Linked DNA regions of Mus musculus: all the other regions are linked to region 1. The links are chromatin contacts, found by Hi-C or POLR2A ChIA-PET in ENCODE. All regions are on one chromosome and are shown on one strand. Each heading gives the region's core, a stretch centred on a gene start or an enhancer-like site at or near the end of the contact. The rest is flanking DNA. Distances are from core to core; before and after follow the strand shown. Region 1 holds the start of Sec11a (SEC11 homolog A, signal peptidase complex subunit). Region 2 holds the start of Zfp592 (zinc finger protein 592). Region 3 overlaps Wdr73 (WD repeat domain 73).

Region 1 (5,106 bases), core at 721-3,220:
TGGCCTACAGAGTACATTCCAAGTCAGCTGGAACTGGACAGAAACAAACACAAAACAATCCAAAAAAACCCCACAAAAACCCAGGAGGGCTTAAAGTTTCCAAGTGCTGGGATCACAGGCATGTACCATCTGTTCTAGCAACAACCTAAATGGTTTGTGTGTAAGTGCATGTGTGTATGTGTGTGTGCATGGATGCACACTCTCGTGCATGTGTGTGTTCGCATGCCTGTGGAGGCCAGAGGACAACTTCTGGTATTGTGACTCAGCTGTTGTTTACTTATTAGAAAAATTTAGAGATTTTATTTTTGCAATTTTAAAATTATGTTTTTGTGTGTGTGCCTGGGCATGGGTGTGTGCATATGAATATGTGTCCATAGAGTCCAGAAGAGGGTGCCAGATCCCTTGGAGCTGGAGTTACAGGTTAGCTACTAAAAATGGGTGCTAGGAATTGTACTGGAGTTCTCTGGAAGAGCAGCCAGTGCCAGGGATCTGTCTGTCTCTGCCTCCCAGCACTGACATTACAAATCTATGCTACTATGCCCAGCTTTTTTTTTTTTTTTTTTTTTTTTTGGTAGCATCTCTCTATTATGAATCTCTGGCTGTCCTGGAATTCACTATTTAGACCAGGCTGGCCTCGAACTTGCAGAGATCTACCTGTCTTCCCCCCATCACCCACTTGTACGAGATGCTTTTAAAGCTTCCCAACTAAATAGCTTATTCACCTTTTTTGGACCCACAGGATTTTGAGCTGCTCTTGGGGCTCTTCAAGGCACAAAATACAGGGTCAAAGCTCATTCCCACTTAATTTGAACTTAGGTTGAATTTAACACTGACAAGCTTATGTGAAGGTTTCTACTAGCCAGAATTTAGATCGAGAACCACATCAACAGTTATTAATGAAGAAGTCATTCTGATACACATATCTGGTACTGTCACGGAAGCTGGGATACCTATGGGGCACCCCATGGGGGTTTCTATGTATTTTCTTTTATAAAACTTTCTAACTTGGAAATTCTAAACATTTCCTATCCCATCTCAGTAAATGTAAGGTTTCTACTAATAGTTGAAGATAGTCTTTCTCTCTTTCCTCTCTTTAAATTCAAGTACTGATTTTGTGCCTTATACATGCCAGCTGTGCGGCCACCACTGGGAATTTAACAGTGAACAAGACATCAGCGGTTTCCTTTCCATTCTCACACCTACTTTATTGTGCTATAATTCACATACCATACAGTCCACTAAGGCGCACAATTCAATGGTTTTAGTATATACATGGAGTTGTACATCTATCACCCACCAAAAGAAACCCCATGGCAATGATGTCACTTCTAATCCCCGCCCCTGTGAAAATTTGCGGGTCAAATAAATGGCTCACATCCAAGTGTCAGGAGACAAAGCAAATCACTGTTGGTAAAGGTCAAAACTGAGACGGGTCTTCCTGGCCACCTGCACCACCAGTGCCCTCATGACACTAAGGCATCTTGTGATCAATTGGCGTGTGTGTGTGTGTGTGTGTGTGTGTGTGTGTGTGTGTGTGTGTGTGTATACAATGCTTTAAAAGACACACACAGCTTCCGGTAGCGAACCGCAGCGTGCTCCACCTGAGAACAAACAGCAAGGCACCACGTCCCGAGCCACACCCGTGCCCCAGCAGCACGCAGGAAGACACCGACTTCGCGCTGGCGCAGACTCGGCTTCCGATTGGCCAGGCCTGTCCAAGGGCCCGCCTTCCGCACGCTGTGGGCTTAGCTAACCTAGGGTCACTGTCTTCGGGAGCCGCCGCGCGGGCTGAGCACAGAAAGCAGCCTTCAGCCGGTTCTCGGCCGGAGAAGGCTACGGTCCTTTTTTGACAAGGCCAGGCCCTGGGCTGTTCTAGGGGGCTCACAAGTCATTCTTTGTCCATTCTCTGCTCAGAAGGGAGGAGCTTCGCCTGCTCCCGCCCCGGAAGCGGAAGTGCAGGCATCAGGGGGTTCTGTCCACGGTGAGCCCGGCCCGTGTTGCAGCGGTCCCTCTTGGTGGTTCTATCGCGCCCTCTTGGCTGCTAGTTGTCGCGCTCTCCATCTCACCATGCTGTCTCTAGACTTTCTAGACGATGTGCGGCGGATGAACAAGAGGCAGGTGAGACGGGCCGCCCTCTCTCTCTCTGCCAGGGTTCCTCTGGTCTCTTTGCCGTTGCGGGGCGCCCCGCGGATCTCTGGGCGGGATTGAGGGCCTGCGTGGGTCGGTTGCCTGTATGGATCATTTCTTTCTTTGCAGACTGTAGGTAGCCAAGACCTCTTTGCCCCCATTCATAGCACCAGATTCGGGGGACCGAGAGGGAAGGAGAGAACCTTTGCGATCCCTTCCCCCCGAGGAGGCAGGGGAGTAAGTGAAAACTATAGGGCGCTTTGTAAGTGGGAGTTTGGGACACTGTAAAGCGGCAGACTTAACCGTTTCTGGTGGGGCTCTGGGGAAAGCCATTACAGGTCCCACAGGAGCCGTTGTGTTGCTTTCATTGTGTAGCCACCTTTCAGCCCAGCTAGACCTCAGTGAGCTTCATCCATTTTAACTAGGGTCACTCTAAGCTCGGAGTTGAATCTGTTATACCACTTGTGTGCCAGTTTCCTTGGCAGAAAGGTGACAGTCCACTGAATCTTTGATGATAGATGTCAGTGGAACAGAAATCTTGAAACTTAAATCAGATTTTATCCTTCAGTCTTGCTGTCTTCTAGCTCATGTGTTAGAAGGTACTGAGAACACGGTCACCTTTTTGTCTCCTGAACCGAATGTTCTGGTAGCAATTGACCTTTTCCCTGCCTCCCTACCCCCCTCGTATTTTGGTATTAAGAATTGTCTCATTTAAAGATTTGGTTTATTTTGGAACAGGACTTTGTTTTGCCCTGTTTATAATTATTACATAGAAAAGTAGGTCCGTCTCTTCTTAGACATACATACAAAATTGTGAGACATTCCAGTCAGAACAGCTTTAAGGAGTAGCTGTCACTTAACTGTCTTCTGTATGGACTCCTATTTCGGTGATGGGGATCAATACCAGGGCCTTGCATTCATCACAGGCTACCAGAACCGCGCTTCTAGTTTTGAAAGACCTTATTTTTATTACTTTATTTCGAGACAGAGTCTTGCTATGTAGTCCTCCTGCCTCAGCCTCATGAGAGGTAGATTTATAGATATATGTCACAACATGGCATCACTGGCTGGTATGACTCTGCCCTGTTGCCTGGAACTCACCGTGTAGCCCAAGCTGGCTTTGAGCTGGACTCCTGCCTTCGCATCTTGAGTCAGGGTAAATAACCGTATTTTCTTTTTTAAGTTTGTTTGATTGTTTTTCAAATGTGCTGAAAATCATTCCTAGCACTAGGCAAGTGATCTGTCACTGAGCACATGTATCCTCCATCTGGAAAGACCTTTTCTTCCTTCCTTCCTTTCTTTCTCCTCCTCCTCCTCCTCCTTCTCCTCCTTTTTTTTTTTTTTTTTTTAGATAAGGCCTCACATGTAGATGAGGCTGGTTTGGAAATCAGAGATCCACCTGCCTCTGCCTCAGCCTCTCTCTGCCTCTGCCTCCCAAATACTGGGATTGAAGGCATATTGGTGACACCATCCTCTCTTATTCCATTCCCAGAAATTTTGTGTATGTGTATTGCTGGTGATCATACTCAGGGCCTTTCATGTTCTTTGTTTGTTTTGAGACAGGGTTTCTCGTCCTGTTCTTGAACTTATTCTGTAGACCAGGCCAGCCTGGCACTCTGCCTGTCTCTGCCTCCCGAGTGCTAGAATTTAAAAGCATATGCAGCCAACTACCTCCCCAACCCCAACCTGGTCTTTCAGTTTCTAAGCATGTGCTCTTCCAGTAAATTATACCTGTAACCCTTGTTTTTAAAATTCTTTACTTTTAAGAAGTGTGCATGTTCACCATGTGTGTGTCTGCTGCGGGTGAGGCCAGAAGGCGGCACTGGGCCCTGTGGAGCTGGCCTCACAGTTGTGAGCCGCCATGTGGACACTGAAAACCAAAGCTAGATCTTTTGCAAGAGGAGCAAGTGCTCTCAACTGCCAAGCTGTGTCTCCTGCCCTTTACTTATTTTTTGTTATTATTGAGTGTGTGTGAATATGGGTATGCAGAGCTACAGACTGCATGTGACAATGGACAACTTGTGGTAGTTGGTTCTCTTCTACCACCTTCTTGAGGCAGGGTCTCACTTGTTCCTGCCATTTTGAGTACCCCAGAGTAGCTGGTCCTTGAGCTCCCTTTTAGAGTATATTTATTTTGTGTGTGCATATGTGTGTATGGGTGTGAGTGTGCCATGGTGAACGCGTGGAAGTTAGAGATTGACTTGGCAGAATCAGCTCTTTCTGCCAGGGACTCAGGGATTGAACTCAGGTCATCAGGCTTGGCACAGCGCCTTCACCAGTTGAGCTATGCTGTTGCTCGCCCCTGGCGTTTTGAAAGACAGCTTTTCTTGAACCAAGCACGATAGTACACATCTATAATTCCAGCATTTGGAAGGCTGAGCCAACCTGGGCAACATAATTGAAAGCTGGCATGCAATTAAAGGAGAAAAAAAACAACCAACCAACCAATCAAACCACCAAACAAAAATTCTACAACTGAAACCCGTGGTGGTACAACTCCAATCGCGCTTTGAAAGTGGAGATTGGGGGGCTGGAGTTTGTGTTCAGAATTAAAGGGTTAAAGGATGACTTCTGGGATTTGGCTCTCTACTTCCTTTCCTGTGGGTCCTGGAAATCAGGCCTACACCTTCATTCTCTGAGCCGTCTCTTCATAGACGCTCCCCGCCCCCCAAGATCACCTTTGAACTGGGGCTTTGCTTTGCTTTTTTTTTAAGATTTATTTATTTACTATATGTAAGTACACTGTAGCTGTCTTCAGAAGAGGGCATCAGATCTTATTACGGATGGTTGTTATCCACCATGTAGTTGCTGGGATTTGAACTTTGGAAGAGCAGTCAGTGCTCTTCACTGATGAGCCATCTCTCCAGCCCTGCTTGTTTTTGTTGTTGTTTGTTTGTTTGTTGTTTTAAGTTTTATTTATTTTTATTTTATGTGCATTGGTGTTTTGACTCCATGAATGTCTGTGTGAGGGTGTCAGAT
Region 2 (4,426 bases), core at 363-2,862, 46 kb before region 1:
CTTTGTAACACACTCCGTGTTTACTAGACCCTGTCCTTACTGTCTTCCCACATGTTAGAAGGAAAGCTGTACAAGGACAGTTAGTTTTCATTGCTCGCCACATGGAAAACATGTATTTGTTGACAAATATTTTCTTATTTCTGGACTTTGTCTCTAGGTCAAGATCTCCCACACTAAAGTGGAGGTATCTTTCTGGTTGACACAGTATCTCCAAAACCTAGTTCTGTCATGGCGCATACTACAAATACTCAGAAAAAAAAATGTTTTCAGTTAGGCATGGTTGCCTGAAGTCCCAACTACGGGGGAGGTTTAAGACCGGAGCTTGGTGGCCAACCTGGTTAAAAGTGGAGATGGGGGGAGGGGTAATGAACCAAAGCCATCTTCAGTGGAGCTGTAGAAATGGTCCAAAAAAAAAAAAAAAAAAAAAAAAGCACCAGGCTCCTTTCTCTTTCCCACTGTAATGTACCTGTCAGTTTAGCAAATAGACTTCTGAAGTCCCACTCAGCACCCATCAGGCCAAGCACATTGTGTGCTCAGCCGGTGTACACCTGACACAATCACACTCTAGCTCCTACACGAGCACAGGCCACGGGCAAACCCTGGTCCAAACCCATTTTACCCACCCGAATCCCACTCTCCTAAAGCAGAAACTATCTAGGCTTGTCCTGGCTACAAAGCATGCTCCCTGGGTGGGCCTGTAGGTTGTTTCAACCCTGGACTTTTAATGTCACCTCTGGTCTGCTCGTAAAAATAGTTAAAAAAAAAAAAAAATACCTGACCACCTCCAATAATCTTAGGTTCTCAAGAGCAGGCATACCTAAGGTCATACGGACCCCTCCCCCTCACAAAAGCTGCTTCAAGGCCAGGAGGCCATCTGTCCAGCAGACGCTCTCCTGTCCTCCCCCTCCCCGGGTCACACGGAGCCTTTCCCCACTAGCCCCTCGGTTGGCAGGAAGAGACCCCGCAGAGAAATCAGTTCAAGCCTGATCAACAGGCCTGGTCACCCCCCCCTAAGCACCCCAACTCTGGAGGAGGAAGACTTGTCTGCCCCGGGAGAAGGAACCCCCGGGGTCAGAACTTGGGCGAGGCTGAGGGGGAGACTGAGGGGCGCCGAGGAGGGCCGATGTTCTAAGTGTCTGCCCAGTGACGGCGCCAGGTCCTCGCGCGGCGGGGACCGTGGAGCTGACAGGGCGTCCCAGCCTGGTGAAGTGCACCGTTATCCCTGCCTGGGCCGGGGGCTCGGCGGGCGGCCGCCTGTCGCGCGCGGGACGACAGCGGAGTGCCCGGGCCGCCCCGATCGGCGGGCGGCGGCGGCGGAAGGGGTCCGGGCCGGGGGCGGGGTAGGGTGGTGGCCAGGGCCCGCCTGGCGGCGATCGGGGGAAGTGGCTGCCGCCTGGGGCGGCGGGCAGGGTCCACCAGGCTGCAGGGCCGGGCCGCGGCGCGGGCAGAGCCCGCTCCTCTCAGACTCCCCTGCCCGAGCTGGAGCGGCCCGGATGGTGGCCTCGCCCCGTCCAGGCGGCGGGGGGCGCTTACCTGGCGGCGGCGGCGGCGGCGGCAGCGACAGGCCCCGGGCTCGGCCGCGCGCGTCCCCAGCGCCGGCTGCGGGAGCCACAACATGGCGACGGCGGTGGCGGGCGGGGCTGCGGCTCCGGGGGCGGAGCGGGGGCGGGAGCCGGGCTGGCGGCGGGACCTGGCTGAGGCCGCGGGTGGGAAGGGCGGGCGGAAGGCGACTCGGGCCTGGGCACCGGCCAGGGCGGTGCGGCTATAGAGCTGCCCCGGCCCGGCCCGGCCCGGCCTGGCCTGGCCCGGCCCCGCGCCTTCCGCCTCCCTCCCGCCTCAGGCTGGTGCGACCCTGGCTACGCTGACTCCGGGGAGGGGCGGGGCGAGGACGGCGCAGGCAGGACCGGGACTCCGACCTGGGCTGGCTCCCGCCGCCCTTGGCGCGGCCTCTCCCGGCCACCTGGGCCCGGGAAGCTCGGACGCGCCTCTGAGGCCTCGGTGCGGCCCAGGCCGCCTGCCGGAGGGACGCGTTGTACCTTCGCGGCTATGGGCCGACCGGACGCCGAGCGCCTCAAGAGCTCGGAAGAAGTCGTCTTCGCGGAGAGCTGGGCGAGTCGGGCCTAGGCAGCACTGCTAAGTGAAAGGAAGCAGGAGGGCAGTGGGCCTGGGCACTCAGGTGCGCCTTAAATGGCTACTCGTCGCAGGATGGAAGGACATGCTTGCGGGCGCGGGGCGCTCAGACGTGTTACCTCTGGGGGAGCCAAGGGACGCTCGGAGAGTGGAATGGAGGTGGAGGGGTTGGGGTGGAGGGAGCTGATAACCTCTCAGGGTGGACTGGCAATTCGCAGGCTCACCAGGGAGGCTGTGACTCCAGGGCAAGAACTCGGAGAGGCGGCCGACAAAAAAATTACCAAGTTGACCCGCAGGACTTTCCAAGAACCTGGAGTCCCTTGGGGACGCGATAGTAAGGCAGCAGGGTCGGACGGTGGGAACTGGCAGGCCAGTTCTGGTGCCAGGCAGGATTGCTAAGCATGAGCAAATTCCTCCCGAAGAAACCAGGAAAAAGCCCACACTTGGCAAAAGGGCCAGAGCTGACATTCAGCTGAGTCTGCTGTGTGCCAGGACCCGACAGAACCCAACACCTGCATGAGGAGTGCGGTAGTGATGAAGGAGTGAAGGCAGTTACGAGAAATTATTCTTTCCAGAAGTTTGGCAGGGAGAGGAAGGGAAAACTAGCCTCCATCTTAAGAAGGAGTAAAAAGAAAGGTTTGTTTCATTTGTTCCAGTTTGAGAGAGAGCGAGAGCTCAAGGAGCCAAAGACAGAGTCATTTATAGTTTATATCCCAGAAAGATGGGAAATGGGGAAGAGGAAGTCCAAGGAAAAGGCGTGTTGTCCAACAAGATTCGAAAGATGAATAAAGATAGAAATATTTGTCCCGTGCGGTAGTGCATGTGTGTAATCCCAGCTCTTGGGAGAATGAGGCAAGATGATTTTGAGTTCAAGAGCAGCTGGGGTTACACATTGAAAGACCGCCTTAAAAGCCAAGAAAGAAAGGATCTTGTTTATTTGAGGCAGGTTTTCTCTATGTGTAGCTCTGGCTGTCCTAGGACTTGCTCTGTAGACCAAATTACCTTCCAACTCCAGAGACCCACTACCTCTGCTTTGTGGCGCTGGGATAGAAGGTATGCACCACTATGCCTGGCAGGACTTTTTATTTATTGTAAGTTAGGGAGGCATGCAATTTTCCACAGATGAGCTACCAGGATAATCCTAGATGGTATCCATAAACAGCTAAATTCTCTGTCTTTAATCTCTGGCTACAGTTGGTTCAAAACCCCATACTATGGTGGCATGAATCCCTGTAATCTCGGCATTCTACTCCTGAAGGTGGGATAATCAGGATTTTAACGCTCATCTTGGTTTTATGTATATATCCACCTTGAGACCAGCTTGAGCTACAGGAGACCTTGTCCCACCGCCGCCTCCCCAAAACACAAGAACAAAACCTGTACCACTTAATAGAGAAAATGGCATACTCAGCAAATCTGATATCTGTAGAAGTTTCTGAGGTACTTTCCCCCCCTAAATGTCTGTAGTCCCAACTTGTTTGTTTTGTGTGCATTCCTGTGTGTGAGTGGCGGTCAGACTCAGGAGTCAGTGTTCTGCTTCTGCCATGTGAGTCCCAGAGATTGAACTTGGGTCATAAGGCTTGGCAGCAAGAGTCCTTGTGCACTAAGCCATTGTACCAGCACTATCCCTAAACCTCTTGTTGAAAGAAACAAAACAACAAAAAGCCCTTTCCTTTTCAGAAAATTTGTCTCCATTCCCTGGTTATCACTCCGTTTATCCCTCCTCCGCCCAAATAATGTGCTACACCTGTGAACAAAATGCCCCAAATTAAAACGTGTTAAATTAGTTTATTTGTAGCCATTAAACCATGGTGAGGGGCTGGAGAGCTGGCTCAGTGGTTAAGAGTGTAGGCTGCTCTTGCAGAGGACCTGAGTTTGATTCCCAGCACTCACATCAAGCAGCCTGCTTCTGACCTTTATGGGCACTGGTGTTTGTGTGCATGTATATACACACGTGTAATTAATCTTACCCAGGCAACGGTGGCCCATGCCTTTAATTCCAGCACCCAAGAGGCAGGTGGATTTCTGAGTTGGTCTACAGAGTGAGTTCCAGGAGAGCCAGGGCTACACAGAGAAACTCTATCTTGAAAAAAAGCTCCTAGGTCTTTAAAATAAATGAGTAAAGACCATGTTGAGGGATAATGAGCTGGCTCAGGGGGTGAAAGTGAGTACAAATGTGAGTAGAGAATGAAGATTTGTAATCTAACCATCCTATGGGGAGGTGAGAAGCAAAGAAAAGAGAATCCTTGAAAGCTCAGGGGCCAACTTCCCTGGCAAACATAGCAGAAAACCTGCA
Region 3 (4,602 bases), core at 763-3,262, 58 kb after region 1:
GAGCCTCTCTTCACTCACAAAGGCCACATCTTCCTGGATGGAAATGACGTAGACTCTGCTCCTCTGGTCACCACCCATACCTGGCACCCTCGCAAACCCAGAACTTTGTTATCAGCAGCAAGTGATTCTTCTCTGCATGTGTGGGACTGGGTGGACCTCCAGGCCTCCTGATGACACAGCAGCTGCCCTCATGGGCCTCTGAGAAGAGGAGTTGTTTGAGAGGCTGACATGGACTGTGAGTGAACACAGCTCTACCACAGCCGTTGGCTTCAGGCAAGCTAGCCTGCCCTTCTTGTCCCTTTTTCTTACCTGTAAAATGAAGGTGTAGTAGGTACCACCTAGTGCTGTGGGGAGCATCACAAGAAAATTACCTGAGAACAGTTGGTAGGGCGCACGGCATAACATGGCTGGAAGCGACCATTGCCTCTAGGAGCCCTGCGTCTCCAGGTGTATAGCAGCAGGCTGTGTTCCTGTCTTCACAGCATCATGGTGAGAATCAGGAGAGCTGGAGTGTGAATGTGGGTGTGAACTTTCTCACAGAAGGAATCGATGTCTCAGGGCCAATAAACATCAAAAAGAATACAAGTAAGAAGCAATTAGCAATTTACTTAGTTTTTGTACACAAGACTGGACTGGACTGAGCCTACTGTTCTGAGTTATGCCCCAACTGCTTTCTTTTACTTCTTCCTATTTTGTGTGTGTGTGTGTGTGTGTGTGTGTGTGTGTGTGTGTGTGTGTGTGTGTTCGTGTTCATTACTTGCACGAGGGTGCACGTGCTTGGGTGTGCACACTCATGAGTATAGGCACCAAGAAGTGCTGGGAAGGTGGAGTCATCCCGAGGCCTCTGCTTTGCTAAAGGATGCACCTTGCTTTCCTCGTGCACACGTGACCTCTGCATGCTGACTGGAGTAAGCTCTGTCTTCCACTCTGGTGGATAAGGGTCCCTTCCTTATGACCTTGTTTAGCCTTAGTTCCTAGACCCCTCTCCAAATCTAGTCTCTCGGGGTAGGGACTTCAGTGTATGAATTTGCAAGGGGTACACACTTCTGTCCACAGCACTTAAAAATAATGGGGGGATAAGAAAAGTCTAACAGCTTTTTTTATAATAAATTTTTTTAAGATGTATTTATTTTGTGTGTATGAGTACACTGTAGCTGTACAGATGGTTGTGTGCCATCGTGTGGTTGCTGGGAATTGAATTTAGGACCTCTGTTCGCTCCAGTCAGCCCCGCTCACTCTGGCCCAAAGATTTATTATTATTATAAGTTAAGTACACTGTAGCTGTCTTCAGACACACCAGAAGAGGGAGTCAGATCTCATTACGGATGGTTGTGAGCCACCATGTGGTTGCTAGGATTTGAACTCACGACCTCTGGAAGAGCAGTCGGTGTTCTTAACCTCTGAGACATCTCTCCAGCCCCCATTGTTCACTTTTTTTTTTTTTTTTTTCCTTTTTGGTTTTTCAAGACAGGGTTTCTCTGTGTAGCCCTGGCTGTCCTGGAACTCACTCTGTAGACCAGGCTGGCCTCGAACTCAGAAATCCGCCTGCTTCTGCCTCCCGGGTGCTTCACAACAGGATCACGTTCAGAGTTTGGGAAGCATCCTCTGTCATCCTCGCCCCCCCGCCCCGAAGCTCACCCCGCGGCTCCCTCTACTCTGTTCAGTGGTGACACACTGATAGCTTGAAGTTGGCCTTGGTGGGAGGATTTACATCTCAGAAGCTGGCAGATATTACAAAGCAGATATCCGGGTTACAGCAGCCCAGCTGCACGCTAGTATTTCACTGGGAAAGCTGAGTAATTTAGAAGTCGGTTGTGAATGTAGAAGGTGCTTTGCTGAACTGTATCAGCCAGGGCCCGACCAGGAAGTGCAGACGCACACCCGCACACCCACGGGGTGACTGAGCTGCAGTTTGGGGCTGCAGAGGAAGTGAAGGAAGGGAAGCTTGCTAAGGTAGGTTCACAGCTGCAGGAAGTCGGGGCCAGAGGCCTCCAGGTAAGAACTGCAGGTGTCTTGTCTGACCAGAGCCCAGTTCCTAGGCCCAGAGAAAAGAGGGCCAACTGCTACAGAAAGTAGAGTGACAGGAGATCGGGATGGGCTCAGAGATTCACAGAGGCGACACAGACTTCCCTTCAGATGAGCTATGTGAGGAAAAGCCACCGATGGTGGTGGTGGGGAAAGCATTAGCTGAAGGAGAACACCAGGACTATGTGGGCCTTAAAGACTGTGAGAGCCTTCCCTTCAAGTCCCTGGACAGTGGAGTTAGGACACTGTCTGTAGCTGGCTCTGTTTCGTTTTCTTTTTTAGTTCTACATCTTGTGACCTAGCCTAGCCAGGTCTGTGTGCTGGGAGTCAGGAGAGCACAGGCAAAAACAAGCTAGAATTCAGTGCATTGTTCCCTCCCTCACTCCTCCCTCCCACCCCCAGGCTAGGGAAAGGGGCGGGGCTAGGCATGCTTACAGCGGCTGGTGGGAGGGAGACTGTTAGGCTCTGTCCCAGAGAGAGGGAGAGGGGCTGGGTTTGGAGGCAGCTGTGGAAACAGTGATGCTGTAGGCTCCATCTGTCTCACTTAGCCATTCCTGAATGCCATGCCGCACCAGCCTAGGTGTTATAACGAGATGCTGAACTGTATCCATAGGGCCTCCATTAGAGAAGGGGCGCATGGCCTGCAGCATGGGCCCAGTCACACACGGGCCTGGAGAGAGTAGGCTCGCACAGGGAAGGTGACAGTTGAGTTGTATCCTGTGTTCGGGCAGAAGGGACATCATTGTTAAGGACAGAGCCCCTACCCTAGGAGTAAATGGGAATACAACTGAGAAAGCGGGCTTGGGGTCTGTCAGTGAGGCATGCAGGGGCATGGAGGGTGGTCCTAGATTGTGCTAGGCAGCAGGAAGAGTGAGCACGCAGACACAGATGCACTTAACACACAGAGCCGAACACAGCTGGTCAGACACATGGCTGTCCTTGGACAAAATGGATGGCAGGAAACGAACCAACCCAGAGGACAGATTGTGCGGGTGCCTGCCTGGACCGGACTGTACCTACAGCAGGCAAAGTCCCAGGGACTCAGCAAGGACACTGAGGTCAGGGCTACAAGAGGGGGGATGGGAATGATTGTCTAATAGATGAGGAATCTTAGGCTTGGAGCTGGAAAGGTGACTCAGAGGCTAAGAGCTCCTGGTGCTCTTGGAGAGGACCCGGCACCCACACCTGTCTGTACCTCACTCCAGAGGGATCCACCGCCCTCTTCTGCCCTCTGCAGGCACCTGTGTGCACACATACACATAAATAATTTTTTAAAAATCTTTAAAAGGCATTCTAAAATAAATCTATGCCACTTTTGTTTTCTGCCCTTGGAAGAAACAAAAATTCTAACTTAATTTCTGGAATATTCCTTTTAAAAATGATCTCCGGGGCTGGAGAGATGGCTCAGCGGTTAAGAGCACTGACTGCTCTTCCGAAGGTCCTGAGTTCAAATCCCAGCAACCACATAGTGGCTCACAACCATCCGTAATGAGATCTGGCGCCCTCTTCTGGAGTGTCTGAAGACAGCTACAGTGTACTTATATACATACAATAAATAAATAAATCTTTTTTAAAAAATGATCTCCAATGACAGGTGTTCTGAAGTCTCGAAGGCTGCAAATAGCCATCCATTGAAAGTACTGGACTGGAAAGAGAAAACTGAATAGAGCCAGGTCTCCGAGGAAGCCAGATGCTCTATAGACAGTGCTGCTGTCGGCCCCTGCTAAGCAATGTGTAGAGCACCATGTCCCAGGAGTGTGCAGGTTAGGTGTGAAGCTTTCTAAAGTGCTCTCAGAGGCCAGGCCTGGTGGCCTAGCCCTCCATCCCAGCAGGTGGACACCTCTGTGTGGTCTACACACTGAGTGCTGGGCCAGTCAGGGCTACAGAGTAAAGTTCCTGTCTCAAAATACAAAGTAGCATGAAGACATTTTGTAACCCAATTATTTATCATTTATTTATATGATGTGTGTGTGTGTTTTATATGTGCACAGGCTGAAGCATGCCTGTGGAGATCAGAGGGCACAGGGCACCTTGGGTACTGGTCCCCGTCTTCCACTGTGTTTGAGGCAGGCTCTCTTCTGGTTCACTGCTGTATACTCAGGCCGCCTGGCCCTTGAGCTTCTGGGATTCTCCCATCTGCTCCCACCAAGCCAAAGGTGCAAGGATTACAGATGCACACACTGTGCCTGGGGGGCAAACTCAGGGCCACATGTTTGCCAGAAGCTCTCCTCCCTCTGAGCCATCTCCCCAGCTCTTTAGAAAGTGTGTGTGTGTGTGTGTGTGTGTGTGTGTGTGTGTGTGTGTGCGCGCGCGCACGTGCAGTCACATGTGAATTGCCTTGTCATAGGGCACATAAGGAGGTCAGAGGGCACCGAGGTAGCAGTCCTCACCTTCTGCCTTACCTGAGACAGGCGTTCTCTGTTCTTTTCTCACTGTGTACACCTGGCTCCGTGGCCCAGTGTTTTACCCACTGAGCCATCTCCCCAGCCCTAAATTCTTAAACTCAAAGAACTTCTGGAATACTCAAGCAACAAAGCCCAACAAAATGGTGTTTTCAACAGACAAGTTTCATCTGCG

The links. Hi-C counts contacts between places; a loop is a spot of excess contacts on that map. ChIA-PET counts read pairs that join two places held with the same protein, here RNA polymerase II (POLR2A).
Region 2: a loop to region 1 is called in a map of heart, with 3 times the contacts of the local background. The contact joins the promoter of Zfp592 here to the promoter of Sec11a in region 1. A Hi-C loop is called at or near these places in 12 of 37 maps with a recorded cell type or tissue (T-helper 2 cell, adrenal gland, gastrocnemius and 3 more). POLR2A ChIA-PET finds 5 or more read pairs at or near these places in 4 of 5 experiments (Patski and embryonic stem cell).
Region 3: a map of left cerebral cortex shows a loop between it and region 1 (2.3-fold over the local background). The contact joins the enhancer-like site here to the promoter of Sec11a in region 1. A Hi-C loop is called at or near these places in 3 of 37 maps with a recorded cell type or tissue (gastrocnemius, left cerebral cortex and v-Abl transformed pro-B cells). POLR2A ChIA-PET finds 5 or more read pairs at or near these places in 4 of 5 experiments (Patski and embryonic stem cell).

What each region holds. Positions count from the first base shown.
Region 1 is chr7:80,944,414-80,949,519 of GRCm38, reverse strand. Sec11a (SEC11 homolog A, signal peptidase complex subunit) reads left to right here and starts at 1,970. Exons shown (of 6, transcript NM_019951.1): 1 at 1,970-2,118. The coding sequence starts at 2,068.
Region 2 is chr7:80,990,870-80,995,295 of GRCm38, reverse strand. It overlaps Zfp592 (zinc finger protein 592), which reads right to left and starts at 1,612. Exons shown (of 10, transcript NM_178707.4): 1 at 1,534-1,612.
Region 3 is chr7:80,887,246-80,891,847 of GRCm38, reverse strand. Wdr73 (WD repeat domain 73) reads left to right here. Exons shown (of 8, transcript NM_028026.2): 8 at 1-1,125. The coding sequence ends at 171. Among named protein-coding and RNA genes, the nearest start is that of Gm32112, 3.9 kb to the left of the region's middle. Within about 2 kb of position 2,012, at least 1 of the 3 ENCODE cell types and tissues checked has a DNase peak (open chromatin) inside an H3K27ac peak, as active enhancers do.